Linked DNA regions of Homo sapiens: region 1 is linked to region 2. A link is an interaction called in ENCODE POLR2A ChIA-PET data of the cell type or tissue named here. Cell type or tissue: IMR-90. All regions are shown on one strand. Links, peaks and the distances in the headings refer to the core of each region. The heading gives the core; the rest is flanking DNA.

Region 1 (8,000 bases), core at 1-8,000, 50 kb before region 2:
GAGCCACCTCTGCTCTGTCTCCCCCGGACAGTTCTACCTCCTGTGTTGGTGCCACGCCACACAGAGATCCCGGCCGAGTTCCCCCCACTGGACGACTACAGCCATTCCATCCCCGAAAACACTAACTTCCCCGCAGGCATCGAGCCCCAGAGCAATATTCCAGGTAGGCACGTGGGCGGCACAGGCTGGCCTGGGAGGCAGGGGCAGCGGTCAGCCCCGACATCAGTCCTGTGGCCCCAATCTCTGCCCCCTGGCCGTCCCCCGCTCACCCCCTCTTTGCGCACAGCTCTGGCCTGAGGGCCCCTGACTCAGAACCGCATCCCTGTTGGGAGAGGACCCATGACCTCAGCTCCCCCCTCACTAGTGATGCTTTTCTTGGCATAGAGGAGCAGCGTGACCCTTCCGCCCGGCCTTGGTGCAGTCATTTATTTTGGAAGCGGAAATAGCAACACTGTTTCTCTCACCGCCCTTGAGGCCCGGACTGGTGTTCAGTCCCAATAGACTGGGGGTCTGCAGAGGCGGGGAGTGAGCTGAGGGCCAGGCAGCAAGTGCGGAGAGCTGGCTCTGTAAATTCGCCTGGGCATCAGGCCTCGGTGAGGGGCTCCAACCTGGGTGGGAATTGAAGTGACTTTGAGTTTTCACTCTGCAGGGAGAAATGGGCTTTGCCGTCAAAGACTGCAAATGTTTTTAGAAGCCCCTCATTTACATGCAAATAACGTGTGAATCACCAGCACTTTCAGACTCCAGGAAAGCTGTGCTTGGCAGCACTTGGGCTAGTCACTTTTGCTTGCTGGGGCAGTAATCCTGCTGCGTTCCTCTTAGAGCATTCTAATTTGGACGTGACGTTCATCCTGGGTTAGTTTACTGGGCTGAGATTGGCTACAGGCCTGTGTGCTTGGGTCAGAGTGTTAAGGAGGAGACCCACTGTCCAACCTTCTCAGATCCTTTGCGGGTAGCCCTGGCGTCCCGCGGGTAAGTCAACTACTCCCTGTTCAAAGAGCAAATCTTGGAGGGCTTCAGTCAGGGTCTGGGGGAGGTTTCAGAGAAATAGATCACACTGTCTTTGCCGTCATTGAACTTGCAACCTAACTGCTGAGTGAGGACACGTCCCTTAGAGACAACAAATAATAACACCTGGTCTGCACAGAAGAAGATAGTAGGGACCAAAGGGTGGGTCTGAGCCTGCAGATCTTCAGAGGACAGAAAGGGGTGAGGCGGAGGCAAGTCTGGACGCCTCCCTGGAGGGGGTGGGGCTTAACCCTCACCTTGAAGGACCAGGATAAGTTAGCCTGGCAGAGGCTCTAGGAGTACACATTTCAGACTTGGGAGTTGATCCGGTCCTGCGTGAGCAAAGGCAGTTATGATCCAAGCGGGAGTCAGAGGTGGACAGGGGCGAGGACAACAGAACCAAGAGCTGGAACCTCTACTCCAAGACCTGGAGCTCCTACAGCCACGGATGCTAGCATCATGGTGTGCATGTGTGATGTCTTTGCAAAAGGTGTCTCAGAGCCAAGCTGTGAAGGCCTTTTAACAGACCACCTTCCTTCTGATTCCCAGAGACCCCACCCCCTGGCTACCTGAGTGAAGATGGAGAAACCAGTGACCACCAGATGAACCACAGCATGGACGCAGGTCAGTCATGCAGGGTCATGCTCTTATTCTTAACTGATTAGCAGCTGGTGGGTTCATCCCTTCCATCCCTTCCTCTTCGCCCTCTCCCTCCCTCCCTTCTATCTCTCTCTCCAGTATTTGTAGAGCAACCGCGATGTGCAAGGGGCAGGGCATAGAAGAGGGTCCGAGCTGCTCACAGATGATGGGGGAGATTGACAGGACAGTCAGTAGTCACTGGGCCATCTCGTGTATGCCCTGATGGAAGATGCCGCATGGCACCAGGCACACAGCAGGGCCACTTCACCCGGTCTGGGGAGGAGCAGCACCTTGCAGTCCAGGTTTTTCCCCAGGTTGAGTCTTGGTGATGTGTAAGTGTTAGCCAAGCTGTTAGAGTGGGCAAGGGGTGTGCCAGGCAGAGTCATGGGGGTTGGGCAGGACAGCCTGGTGCATTCTGGGGACAGTAAGAGCTCAGTGTGTCTGGAGTCCAGAGAGTGTCTAGCCCAGGGAGCTCAGCGTGGCTGGAGGATACACTCTCTCCAGTGGGGAGAAGATGGGAGGGCCTGCCACACAGGGGTCCCAGTGTGGTGGACCTTCAAGCTAGCCAGACCACTTGGCATTTAGTCAGGGCTGATGGGAACCGCTGCAGGCTGTAAGCAGGGCCTGTGCCTTAGTGAGATGTCACCAGCAGCAGGGTAGAGAGTGGCCTTGATCACCTCAAGCAGTCACATGGGAGGCAAGGAGAGGCTGAATGGAACTAATGCCTCTTCTGATGACCAGTGGAGACCCCTGAAGCCAGTATTTTTGTGTGACAACCACATGTGATGTGTGTGCTCCTGCCGTGAGGGGCAGGGCTTATTTCTCTCCTGCTACATCTCCAGATGTTTCCCATATCATTTGTTATAGGACCAAATTGGCTCCAGACCAGCAGCTTCTTGAATTGAACCCCAGCTGCCACATAGAATGTGTACTGAGTTGTGTGTGGTTGGGAGAGGAGGAGAAGGGGAGAGGGAACCACGCAGATGTTCCATTCCGATGGTGGTGGGCATGCCTCGTACACACAGAGCCGCTAGACACAGCAGAGCCACCTGCCCTCGCACACAGCCCAGAAGAGATTGTGCAATTCCTTCCCCCACCTTTCCCAGACAGAGTCTCCCTCTGTTGCCCAGGCTGGCGTGTAGTAGCGCGATCTCAGCTTACTGCAACCTCTGCCTCCTGGGTTCAAGCTATTATCCTGCCTCAGCCTCCCAAGTAGCTGGGATTACAGGCAATGCAGCACCACGCCCGGCTCATTTGTGTATTTTTAGTAGAGACAGGGTTTCGCCATGTTGGCTAGGCTGGTCTCAAACTCCTGACCTCAGGTGATCTGCCCGCTTCGACCTCCCAAAGTGCTGGGATTACACCGCACCTGGCTGAGGTTGTGCAATTCCTGAGAGACCGAAAGAGACTCGCATGTACATTGTAGTTGCTGAAATCCAGCCTGGACATCGTGGCACTTTTGGGTTGAGCACACCCGGTGAAACACACCCACCCGGCGGAGTGACTAGTAGCGCGAACCAGCTGGAATGCATCGAAGACCTTCCTGTATCCGATGCCAAGTGACCGCTGCAAGCTTGCAGCTATTCAGTGCAGGCGTGGGAAGCAGGCCAGCGGAGCAGCATGTCTCCAGCTGCTGTGTTTCTTCCCACTCTGCGCTCCCTCTTCCCTTTCTGCTGCTCTCCATATTTGCACAATGATTATTGTTACAAACAAACATGGACCAGAGGGGCTGGAGATTGGAAAGAGCAGCCCAGATTTCACCCTGTCAGCTCTTGTTTCTTCTCCCTCCTCTTCCTCCTTGTGCCTCCCTTTACTCTGTCCCCTCTCCCTTCTTCCTTTCTTCTCATTAAGTGTGCCTGCAGGGTCCTGTTGTGAACATGAGTGATTTATCTACAGTAGAGACAGACCAGACTTGCGGACCCCAGCCAGTGTGTGGGTGGGGGCTCTCCTGTTTTAGTCTCTGTTCTTCAGAGTTGCCTGCTTGGATAGTCCAGTTGCTCACGGGCTTGGCTTCCCTGCCCCCCAGGGTGTGGTAGTGTCTCGGGCCAGAGGGTCACGTTGTTCCCCATGTCCCTTCACCTACATATGCGCCCTTTTAGACTTGTGAGAAGGCCCCTTGGACTTCCTAGGTCTTTGTGGTTCAGGCCAGCACAAAACAGGGGACAAGCATTTATCCAGTGCCTACCATGTAGCGGTCATGGTGTAAGCATTTTTATATGCACAGTCTTACTTAATTTTTACATGTCACACAGTAGATGATATTATCCTCATTTTATACCTGAGGAAAAAATTAAGGCTCATAGAAGTTAAACGGCTTAGCCAAACTCACGTAGCTGATTCGTGGGGTTGTCTAGACCCTGTGACTGATTCTGTAACTTAGTTCTCTCGGTGAATATTCCACATCCCCCTTTGCATTTGGGGTTACAGGGGAGAAGGAGAAATCCGTGGTTCTTCCCTTGCCCTCAAGGAGGTTACAGCTGAGTTGGGGCAAAAGAAGAGATTCCCACAAACAGCGCAAGGCAGCATTCACTTGAGGCCAGATGCTGGACCCAGTCTCAGGACTGATAGATTTCATGGGGTGGAATTAGACCCCATAGGGTGGTTAACAAATAGTCTCCTTTTTTATTTTTATTTTTTGAAACAGTCTCACTGCTGCCCAGGCTGGTGTGCAGTGGTGCAAACACAGCTCGCTGCAGCCTCCATCTCCTAGGCTCAAGTAATTGTCCAGCCTCAGCCTTCACCACTTACGGCTTATTTTTTTTTTTTTTTTTTTCTGTAGAGACAGGGTCTCCCTATATCACCCAGGCTGGTCTCAAACTCCTGGGCTCAAGTGATCCCCCAGTCTCAGCCTCTCAAAGTGCTGGGATTACAGATGTGAGCCATTGCACCCGGCCTCCGCAGCCTTCTTGATAGAGGAACAGAGGAGCGGGGACGAGCAGGATGCTGCTCTGGAAAAGTGTCCACTGTTTTATTTTTGAAGGCTGATACCATGTGAGTTCTTTTTTTCTGGAGGTGAGAGGTGTAGAGAACATAATAGAGTAAGAATTGGGTAGATTGAGACTTTTTCCCACGTGCATCATCATCTTTTGCATAAAGTGTTTGTCTGGTTGCTGAGTTGCAGGGTTTCTGAGGCAGGTTTGTGAGTTTCCTGAAATTGATCTTTCCAGCACCTGAGCTGCTGCAGCCTCTGACCAAGGTCGGTGGCTGGTGATGCTGGGGAGGCCTCAAGCCCTGCCTGTGTGGGAGGGCTGGCCTCCTGCTTCCTGGGTCTTTGCAGCTTGGGAGAAGGGCTTCCCTGCTCCTCTCATTTTCCTGAGGGCATAGTTAATAGGGCAGGTGGTGTAAGCTAAAGAAAAAATGTGTCACTTATTCTAGTTGAGAATTTAGCAGCCCTGAGCTGGGAGTCTTGGTTAGGATCATAAAACTATCTGAGACCTCTGAGATCATAATCATAAGAGACCTCTGAGATCATCCACTCAATGCATTCATTCCAGACAAGAAATTGGGGCCCAGGGAGGGAAAGTAGAGGCAAGGGTATGGGCTAGGCCTTCTCCTGGGACCCCTCAGTCCAGGGTTTTCTTTCTGCTGTGTTGGGCTACCCCTCCTTGATATGTAAGTGTTTAGTAACTTGGCTCTCCAGGCCAAGAATCTTTTGTGAAGTCTCACAACTTGTCTCACCTCGCAGGTTCTCCAAACCTATCCCCGAATCCGATGTCCCCAGCACATAATAACTTGGGTGAGTATCTCCTTGTGCACACAACTGGAACCCCCTCTAGCTGCAGCCCTGGCGAGTCGCCAGTGTGGGGAGGGGGCCCTGAAGGTAAGGCTCTCCCCCGACCCCTACCATCAGCCCAGCTCAGCCCATCAGGTTTCTGGTTACGGTGATGTTGAGGTCACCACGGAATGGGGAAACTTGAGAACAGTGGTGGCAGGAAAGACAACCATATGCCAGGTTTGTATTTCCCCTGGGGGGCGGGTAGACGTGAGTGAATGAAAATTCCCCCAAACTTTATGCCCAGGAGAACGAGGGTCTGTGGTCAGCTAAGCATACGTGTGCAGTTTGGTGCAAAGCCACGGACAGCCATGCAGACTCCAGCCCCCTGACATTTATAGACCTGTTTCAGATATACTTATTTGAGTGTTTCATCTTATAATTGTGTAATTTTTCTTAAAATAGCAACATATACGGAATTTGAAAATAAAGTCAAAGTGCCCATAATCCCACCACCCTAACATAACTGTCTATGTGTGATTACAGTCCTGATGTTTGTGCATCAGGCATATATATCTCTGTGCCTTGCCACTGAGATCATAGTGCATATCTGGTGTTTTCATTCTCTTTTCTCCTTATGTTATTTTGTAAACACGTTTCCGTATTTAGGTGTCTTGTTTATCGTTGTGTGTTATCTCATGATGTTTTGGAGTGGAGGGTCCATTGTTTCCGCAACATCCCTCCATGGTTAGACTGCTGGGTCAGTTTTTCCAAGACTCAATTTTCTAACCCAGTAGGGTCCTTCAGTTCTCCAGCTTGGGATAGGCTTTGGCATGGAACCTGCCAAAGGGCTTCAAACAAATGAAATATCCATTTAGTTTTTATTGAGGGGAGATTTTTATATTCTGGTCTGGTAGTTTTAGAAAATGTAAGTTGGATTTTGTTTGGAACTTTATTGCTGAGGCTTAATTTGTGGCTCAGGAAAAGAAATAGTTAATATTTCTTGGCGAATCAAAGTGGATTGGACTGGTTTTTGTGCCCATTTGCTTCCAGACCTTGACTGACAGCGTCAGATGAAGAAACTCATCATTTGGAATATTAGGAGATGCTTGAAACCCTTTAGAACAGGCTGACCTGGGCAGTGTGGGATGTGACTTTGGGAGATCTGTTTTAACATTTTTGTAAAATAATATCACCATGAGTGCCGGGCTTTGCAGAGGGAAGGTCAGATTCCTGATATGAAAGGACTGAGTTATTAAAAACAAACTGAAGGCTAGAAGCGAAGTTAACACTTGAGAAATTAAAGGCCATGATGGTGAACTTGACTCCGGGCTTTCAGCTTTTGAGATTGGCTGCTTTAGATTTATTTTCTATGGCATTTAAAAACCCTCCTGGGGCCAAGGTAGCACTTTTAGTCAACAGCCTTCCAAGCAGACACTTGCCTTTGAAACCATAGCAGTCCCAGGGCAGGTTGGAGGTGGCTGATGCCGGACACGGTGCTCCAGACTGAAAGGTGGTCATTTGCTGTGAACTTCCCTCTAGATTGTGTAGACTAGGATGAGGATGATGGGATGTTTCTTGAGCTCTGACCCAAGGCAGCATCCTCTGTTGACATAATTCTCCCTCCCTACTGCCCCTTCCTCGGGCAGCTTGCCTGAAAGTTGAGAATTCTTAGGTTATTTCTTCCAAAGGGAGGACCCTCCCCGAGCCTGGCCAGCAGAGAATGAGTGCCACTTTGCACTGGCCTAGTTGCACCTCTGCTGGGAAGATGTGAATCGGGGGCGAGTCGCCCAGTGAGTCAGGGTTAGGCTTCTGGGTAAGACACCGTGCTGACAGGCCTGGCTTCCCCTCTGCTTCATGAGCCCCTGTGCTCCCCTTCACCCATTCAAACCATTGACTTCATCCCTACCCAGAAGGTCACCTGGACTCCCAGTGTCATAGCTGGAAGGGGGTGAGATGGTGATGATGATGGGAAACATTTCTTGAGAGTTTGCTGTTTACTGTTATTCGGAGTGCTTCCTGCATGTTAACCTGATCTTTATAACTTTATAAGGCAGAAGCGTTGTGATTTTTCATTTTACAGATTAGGAAACCGGGGAACACATTGGTGAACTCATGTGTCCCAGATTCACAGCTAGTGAATGGAGAAGGTGGCTTTGAACTCAGGCCCTCTCACTCCAGAGCGTGCACTCCCATTGTGGCATGACACTGCCTTGCTGGGCCGTTTAGACCACCTGTCCCCACCTTCCTCACTTGGAGGAACAAGGCTCAGACAAGGCATTTGCTGACTTTTACGTTGGAGACGTAAAAGTCTGTGGCTGTGGCTCCCGGGGGGAAGCCCTGCCTGCTTGTATGCCTCTTCCTCACTCCCTCATTCCCAGATACTTCTTGTCTGCCTGCCGTTCAGGTGGGGGATTGGAAGAGGGACCACAGACATAGCCATCGAGGGGCTACGGCCTTGTTGGGATCAATAAGGCAGGACCAAAAATGATTCTAAAACAAGAAGGAGGTGCAGATGAAGTACTCTGAGGGTTCGAGGGATGGAGCGATGGGATTCCAGGCTGGCCAGGCGTCTCCTCTGTATCCATGCGCTCAGTCAACATTGGCTGAGTTCCCACTATGTACTGATGCTGGGGGCCAG
Region 2 (8,691 bases), core at 692-8,691:
GGGATTACAGGTGTGAGCCACGGCACCCGGCAGTCCTTACTTTTAAGTAAGGACTATAACAAAGATTTTCAATGAAAAAAAAAAGGAAAAAAAGCATTAAAAAGACTCAATCATTCTCTCTTGTCGGCAGTGAAAATATCCTCCCTCATATTCTGAGAAACTTCTCTAGATGATTTCAGCCCCTAATTACCTCTGCCTGTGTGCCATTTGTCCTTGTTGTCCTTACTATTCAAGTGGCCCTTCAGAGAACATGCTAGTATTAATACTCATCTCGAGTCAAAATGCCATCCTCAACTATACTATAAACTCCTTGCAGACATGGACAATCGCTAATGGTTCTTCTACACCGCACAGCCTCCAGCATAGTGCTAAGTATACAGGAGAGATGCTGAAATATCCGCTGAATGTCTAATAGAACTGTCAGGCAGAGGCTGCAAGCATTAGCTATGTAAATAAGTTTTTATTTTACATTTTTATATACGACTCAAATATTAAGAATTTCCATGACCACACCCCCCAACACGCCTAACAGACCTCCTAGATATTTTCTGTGTTCATATTTCAGTTTTTATTTCCTTAATGTAGCAATTATTTGGCATCATCTTAAGAAGTTTTTTCCATATTTAAAGTTTTCTTTACATCCCCTTCCCTGCACAAAATGTTTTTCCTGTATTATAAACATGTTCTTTTCCATCTGAGTAATAAGCATGACCAAACTTACTAAAACTAAGATACTTCAATTTGCATAGAGAAGTTGTACCTATTTTTGAATGATATTCTTAAATCAAACCACACTGTTTGAATAAAAAATTCTTTTAAGAAAGAAATGATTTCACTAGCATCAGAGAAATAAACTTACACTTTGATATTACAATCCACTTCTTGGCAAACTGAAATAAAATGTTTTTTGAAATCACAAAATAATTACGAGAATCAATTTATTCTTTTTCACTAAACTGCTTGAAAAGGGCAAACTTTGAAATCCATTATTAAAAATAGTACTTATTAAAGAAACAGGCCTAAGCACCGTACCTGGTTCTACCACCTGGCTTTAGATTCAGGAAAGTGAATCTGCTCTCCCTTGACACCTGGGACACCTGCTCACATATCAAGAATGGTTTCTACTAATATTTGAACATATAATGAACATGACCAGAAAATAATAATACTATTTTTTCTCTTTTTCTTGATTATAAATAATATATTCATTGTAGAAAATTTGGAAAAAAGAGAAAAGTATAAAGAAGAAAATTAGGCCAGGCACGGTGGCTCACACCTGTAATCCCAGCACTTTGGGAGGCCGAGGCAGGAGGATCACGAGGCCAAGAGCTCGAAACCAGCGTGGCCAACGTGGTAAAACCCCGTCTCTACTAAAAATACAAAAATTAGCTGGGCGTGGTGGCGTGTGCCTGTAGTCCCAGCTACTGGGGAGGCTGACGCAGGAGAACTGCTTGAACCCGGGAGGTGGAGGTTGCAGTGAGCCAAGATCATGCCACTGTACTCCAGCCTGGGTGACAGAGCAAGACTCACTCTTGAAAAAAAAAAAAAAAAAAAAAAAAAACAAGAAGAAAATTAAATCACCAAAGATACGAATCAATACTCTGGTATTTTGTCTTCCTAGTTGTTGTTTTTTTTTTTCCCTATGCACACATACACACAAATTCTTAATAAACTGAACTAAACATCAGAGTGAGTGCTATCCTCTCCAATGTTGTAAAGGAAAGCTTTATTCTAATTCCAATAATAGTTCCATTGTAAAGTCCTATCTCCAGAACCTTAAGCACACTCTTGAAAATCCTAAAAGGAATGTTCAGAATCAAATCAAAAATCGTTCAGAACCAGTACAAGACTTTACCATGAAAAAAAAAAATAAAGATGACTTAAGTGGTTCATACCCAGGTCTAAAAATAATTCCAAAGAAAGTACTAAAAAAGTTTTTTCAAGATGGCAAGATGGCAGAAGAGCAGTGCCTCCAGGGTAACTAATTTGAAGAGATTTCCCATGATTCATTTGCTTACAGTTAATTTTAAGGGTGAACTTTTAAAACAAAGTCTCATCATTTTTCTCATACTCTTATTCCTTATTTTTTTCCTCTTCCCCTTTTTCTCTTACAAGACAATCTCCTCCATCAAATTATGCCTTCTATACACACATACACCCACACACACAGATAGAGATCAACACATATTTATTTAATTTTTGACCACAACATTCACATTTAGACAACTGTCAGAGTATCCATTTTTTTGGCTCTACAATATTAGGTCCTGGGTTAAAAAGAGAAGCAAGTAAGTCTGACTCAAGGAACTCAATTTCATAGAAAGTAATGTTAATATAATTCTACATTATCCTAGAGTTCTACCCATCCTAGAGGTTAGGAAACTGGGGTCCAGAAACATGAAGCCATTTTCCAAGAGAACACGGGTAAAGACAGACCTGATTAGAACTGTCTTCATTAACGATTCTCCTCTAACAAATTTGATATTGTTTTATTTTCTGTAACATTAGAGTCAAATTTGTATTTAATCATCATTTAGTTTAGAAAAACAATTTTATTTAAGGCATTAGCCATCTGCTTTCTCAGGAGAGCAGCCCAAGTATCACAGATAGACCTTGTGTTTAGGTACACATTTCTTTTTTTATTTTTTTGAAATGGAGTCTCGCTCTATCACCAGGCTGGAGTGCAGTGCTGTGATCTTGGCTCACTGCAACCTCCGCCTCCCGGGTTCAAGCAATTCTCTTGCCTCAGCCTCCTGAGTAGCTGGGACTACAGGTGCCCACCACCACGCCCAGCTAATTTTTGTATTTTTAGTAGAGATGGGGTTTCACCATGTTGGCCAGGCTGGTCTCGAACTCCTGACCTCGTGATCCACCCGCCTTGGCCTCCCAACATGCTGGAATCACAGGTGTGAGCCACCACACCCAGCAGGTACACATTTCTTAGCCACTGCTCTGTACAGCAGGTGCAAATGATTCCTTGAATTGGAATCTGAGATTTCTGCCATGGAATCCTGTTACAAGTAACAAGGGGGATACATGTTAATAAATGATCAATTCTTTACATTTATAATGGGAAAACAGAAAACTACAACAGAAAGAATTATTGTTTCTACTATTAAGATTCCACTAATCCTCCTCCATCTGCATTACTGGGGATTGAACTATAATAGATAGATTGAAAATAAACTCTCAGGGCTTTTGAAATCCAGTCTCTACAATTATTGCTTACCACTGGGGGATCAAAGTCACAACTCTGTAACATTTGTTTAATCTAATCCCTCTTTCACTAATTAAAAACAGTAAAAGATCACAGCATTTCTCTTCCTTGCTCTCTCCTCCACGGTGGTAATTGTTAAAAGACCCACTGAATACTCAAGAGTTACCAGCATGGACTGAACTCCACACAGCACTTGTTAGTGCTCAGGTGATAAAGCTGGGGCAGGGCCTTAGTGGTAACATTAAACTGACACTTTAAACAAGGTCACTGTACATAATACTACCTTCTCATGTGAAACAGTGACAACCTAGCCTGAAACAAACAAACAAACAAACAAACAAAAAACAACTCATCAGGCTTCTACTTACCATCTTCTTTTCCTTGCCCTTAAAACCAACTCTTACTTACCCAGTGCCTCTCAATTTAAGGCACAGTCCTGAGTATGATGCCTAGATCATCTAGGCTTGCAATTAGGTTATTTGATGTACCAGACAAATTGAAAGAGAAGACAATCTCACTGGAGACCAAAGAGGAGGTGTGGCAGGAGCAATCAACTTTCAAAATTTGTCACATTTGGCAAAAAGCATTGACCCAGTTTCTCCTTTCATGATGACAATAAAGGGACATTATCAAATTATAAATGACACATCCAAATGGATGATTTCCACAGCCACAAACCAGACTCTGATAGGACTGTGGGTAACTCAACTAAGCAGCTGAGGTTTTATCTACATCCCTTTCCTTGAGCTACAGCCAAACTTTGAGGTTAAGGAAATTTAAGAAAAGACGGTATAGACAAGGAAAATTTCTATGACTGGAGATATCTAAAAAGCGCCACCCAAATGTAAAGGCAGTCCTAACCACTTCATTTCCTGGCCCATGAGAAGTCGTACCTTTAATGCATAGCGGAAACTGTGACTTCCCTAGAAGTTTGACCATCACAATGAATCCAATGGTATCTGGGAATTTCCTCTAGGGTAGAGCTTAGCACATGCAACCAGATCCTTCAGCTCAGTGTTTCTCAACCATTTTCAGTACAGCCGCCCCACCAGGAACCTTTTAAGACATTTTCCCCCTAATTTTGACACACCATCCCACTGAAATATTAATACTACAGATACACTGTATATGTGTTTATGTATTGCACATTTATTTGTGCCTTATAGATAAAAAGAGTAAAGATTTTTTGCCCCTCAAGAATTAATGTTCACCCCTTTGGAGCAATAATGTCCCTGTTTCTTCTGCATGCTTTGCACCATTCACAATAGCAAAGATGGGGAATCAACCCAGGTGCCTATCAACGGTGGATTAGACAAAGAAAACATGGTACATGTACACCATGGAATACTACACAGCCATAAAAAAGAACAAAATCATGTCCTTTACAGCAGCATGGGTGCAGCTGGAGGCCATTATCCTAAGTGAATTAAGGCAGGAACAGAAAACCAAACACGATATGTTCTCACAAGTGGGAGCTAAACACTGAGTGCACATGGACAAAAAGATTGGAACAGTAGACACTGAGACTTCAAAGTGGGAGGGAGGGGGGCAAGGATTGAAAAACGATCTATGGGGCAATGGAATAATTAGACTTCCTGTACATGTACCCCCAATTCTAAAATAAAAATAAAAATTTTTTTAAATGCACACTTTGGCTTAATGAAACAAGACACTGGTGGAGCCAAGGATATAAAACTAAGTTCTAAGTTAATATAGAAGTTATATCTATCAGGAAAATTTAAAAATCTCTTTCTAGAATAATAATTTGCCTATACTATAGTTATAGTACTGTAATTTAACCTGTTTGCCTTAAATCTGATATTAAGTAACAAAAAGACATTAACAGCACCTACTATTCTTACAAATAAGAATTAAAATTCAAACCGAAGAGAATAATAACCTGTTGTGACTCCAAGGAAAATAATTAAAAATAAATATAAATTATCTTTCATTTATAAGGAATGCACGAGTTTTAAATTAACTATCTATCCTTAGCTGTACTTTGTTAAGTGCAAAGACCGTGGGATAAAGCATCTCCATCATTCCAGATGATCTAAATTATTTAAAAAGATCTATTTAAAAGAAATAAGCCAGAAAGCCCAAAATCTCAGCTATCATCATCATTTCCACACAGTCTCATTAAAATCTTACTCACGTCAGAGAGCACCTAGGCTAAGGGAGTTCTGTAGCCAATGAACTCATCTGGCTTGGCCAGTGATTTCCCATGCAACTTAGGTAAATTAACACTCTGTGCTCATTTCTCCAACTGCCCAGTAATATAAACCAACACACTGTCATGGAAAAACATATAACAGTCTTAATCAGGAGACCTATCATGTGGTCTCACGTTGGCTACAAACTCACTGTGTGAATATGAGCATGTTACTCTTCCTCTTTGGGTCCTGTTTTTCCCCACCTGTAAAAGGAAGAAGCCAAACCAGATGCATGCATGGAGATTCTATGTTCTAAATGCTTTCATCAGGCTAATCACATACACTATCATGCCAAACAAAATAATGCTCCTTATTAAGTTTCATAAAACACAAGAACATGTAATCTGGGTGAACCTAACTAGTAGAGGACCTAGTAAAAATATTATATAGATAAATACTGGGAAGAAAAACATGATTGCTTTTCAAAATAACAGACTCAAAAGTTTAGGCCAAGTACTTCTCAACTTGAATTAGGTACAACTGTCATTAATGAGAATTCACTGTAGGCTTTTTGAATCATATCTACTTTTTGCCTAGATCATCTCTTAATATAAAGTACTCCATAGATTACTGCCTGCTCTGTTCAGTAAGGCCTTCATTTTATTTGTAAATGGTAAAACCATTTTAAGATTTAGGGAATGTCTCTGAGTTATAGCAATCTGGAATTTGGGAAATCAGGTCCATATCTGCCTTATACATACCCTGTAATACAGATTCCAGCTAAATCTCTTCTCAGCTCTGGTTTGTCCACACTTATTTATTATATTAGACAATTCCCATTCTTCCCATCCCCTTGGTCATTTCAGTCTCCCTGAGGTAAACCTTTCCCAATTCTGTTGGAACTTTCTTCACCTCCTAGGGAGACTAGGAAAAAGAGTCATCAAAATGAAAGCTAGTAACAAGGTAGAAGCAAGGGAAAATACATCATTGACAGATAAAATTTTCACCACTGTTCTCAGCATTATGACACAAAGTAAAATACATATCCTTTCCTTGTTTAAGTGCTTAAGCTACCAGCATAAAAATATATTCTATCTGCTAAGAATGAACAAAACAGTTCTTGGATTTCTCTATGCAATTAATTGCTTCTAGGACTGCTTCACAAGGTGCTGTTATTTAAAGCATTCCGCCAAAAAGGGTGGATGATCCTGGCAAGGATGCTATAGAAGCCATTCCTGTACTGGATGAATAGACTAGCTCAAAAGTTCCTAACAGTTTCTACCCAGTGCAGTTGAGGGCACATCTACCAACCACTTAGCAATAGCACTTAATAGTTAAGTGATTCTCAATGGGAGCCAGGCAATCAACGTCTTCAGAGGGCTTGTATAGCATGTGATATGTATTTCCATACCCCCCTGGGTCTCAGTTGAGAATCACTAGATTAAATCATTCCTAAAATCTCTGAATATAGGAGCCTACTGATATTCTCACACAAACTATTTGAAGGCAAGTGTCTTAATTTTTAGCAAGTTCAATATATAGACAACCATTCCAGCAATCTGAGTCTCAGTTTATTGAATTCCTCCATTTTATGGATGTTGTCCTCTACATTGCTGCAGCCATGTACTCCCAGGGTCATACCCAGACCTTATTATTACCAATAACCACAACCCCTCCATCATCTCAACTTCATGCATCACCTATTTTTCCAAGTCCCTCTCAGTTCCTATAGTACCTTAACCCAATTATCCTTCAACTGCACCAGGACTCAAAACTACCATCTTTTTACTGACCCACTCCAATTGACTTCCACTCTCCTCTTTTTAGCTTAAATTCCATGGTCAATCATTATAATTAATCTCTTATATATACTACTGAATCCCTTGCCTCTCTCTTGCTGTGATACATTTGCTTAGCAAAAGCAGAACTGATTACTACATGCATGCACGCGCACGCGCGCGCGCGCACACACACACACACACACACACACACACACACACACACACCCTCCACCCATGCTGCCTGACTTTAGTTTTATAATACCAAATTTCAAGTTGGGTCCCTTAATGCTGCCTGGCAAATCATACTTCACATCTCTAGGTTCATTTACTCTTTCTCTCTCCCCTAAATGACTGTTTCACATTTTCTCCTCTCTCCTCAAATCCTAACGCTACCTCCTCCCTTCTGCCCTCTCAACTGACATCCTGGCCTCCTACTTCACTGAGAAAATTTATGCAATCAGAAGAAACTTCCACAGATTCTCATGACACATCTCCCCACTGAGCCACATTTGCATCCACAAACCCCCTTTCCCATGTCTTTCTAGGTTTATTTTCCTCCTCCTGTGCAAAGCCAGTCCCTCCACTTGTACACTGGAGCCCATCCCTTCTACCTACTCAAGGAAGTCACTCTGGCAAGTTTCCCTTCTCTCTCCTACTTCATCCATTTTTCACCCTCTATTGGAACTTTTCCAACAGCTTATGAACGCGCTGCTCTTGTTCTCATCTCAAACAATAAAAATCTCCACCACATTTTTCTCTCCAGCTCTCACCTATTTCTTTGCTCCCCTTTCCTGCAAAATTTTCAAGAGTGTTTTATAATCACTATCTTCAATTTTTCTCTTTCAACCTATTTCACTGAAACTGCTCTTCAAGGTCACTAATGCTAAATCCAAGGGTCAACTCTCTGTTCTCATCCTACTTGACCTATGAGCAGCATTGGCATAGCTGACCACTCCTTCCACCTTGAAACACTCTTCACTTTTGCTTCCCGAATAAGACTCCACTATCTTGGTTTTCCTACCTCATTGACCTTTCTTCCTCAGTCTCCTTTACTGGTTCCTTCTCTTCTCTCTGTCTCTTGATGTTGCAATGTCCCTGGGCTGAGTCCTTGGTCTTCTTTAAGTACTGCATTCACTCCCTTGGTGATCTCATCAAGGCTCAAGGTTTTAAATGCCTTTCTCCCCAAACTCCAAAATCTCTCCAACTGGCTACCTGCTATCTCCACTTGGAAGACTAACAGCCACTTGGAGGTCTCAGTAGCCATGTCAAACTCAACATGTCCAAAAATGAACTACTGATAGGTGACCCTGTTAGCTTCATCTTGTAGCTGCCTCATTTCAGTTGATGGCAACTAATCTTTCAAGTGTTCAGGCCCAAATCCTGTTGTCTTCCTTGACTGATCTCTTTTTCTCATATCTCATATCTAAACTATCAGGAAACCATGCTGGCTCTACCTCACAATATACCTAGAATTCGACCTTTTCTTACCCCTTTCATTGCCCCAGCCCCAATCTGAGCCATCACTCTCTTTCATTTGGAA

Evidence for each region. ChIA-PET counts read pairs that join two places held together with the same protein. Peaks named below come from ENCODE experiments on the same cell type or tissue, not always from the same donor. Only the 100,000 strongest peaks of a DNase experiment are listed, where the experiment ranks them.
Region 1: POLR2A ChIA-PET joins it to region 2 with 5 read pairs; 7 of 35 experiments call an interaction of 5 or more read pairs at or near these places.

The regions. Positions count from the first base shown.
Region 1 is chr15:67,165,222-67,173,221 of GRCh38, forward strand. It overlaps SMAD3 (SMAD family member 3), which reads left to right. Exons shown (of 9, transcript NM_005902.4): 3 at 32-163; 4 at 1,558-1,632; 5 at 5,333-5,383. Among named protein-coding and RNA genes, the nearest start is that of SMAD3-AS1, 22 kb to the left of the region's middle. RefSeq lists enhancers at 1,632-2,301, 2,302-2,973, 2,974-3,643. In IMR-90, for the core only: no CTCF peak of the experiment used is centred there; DNase peaks (open chromatin) are centred at 360, 2,630, 3,180 and 7,160; H3K27ac peaks cover 6,809 bases.
Region 2 is chr15:67,214,908-67,223,598 of GRCh38, forward strand. The region is part of intron 5 of AAGAB (alpha and gamma adaptin binding protein); the gene reads right to left. Among named protein-coding and RNA genes, the nearest start is that of AAGAB, 35 kb to the right of the region's middle. In IMR-90, for the core only: no CTCF peak of the experiment used is centred there; no DNase peak of the experiment used is centred there.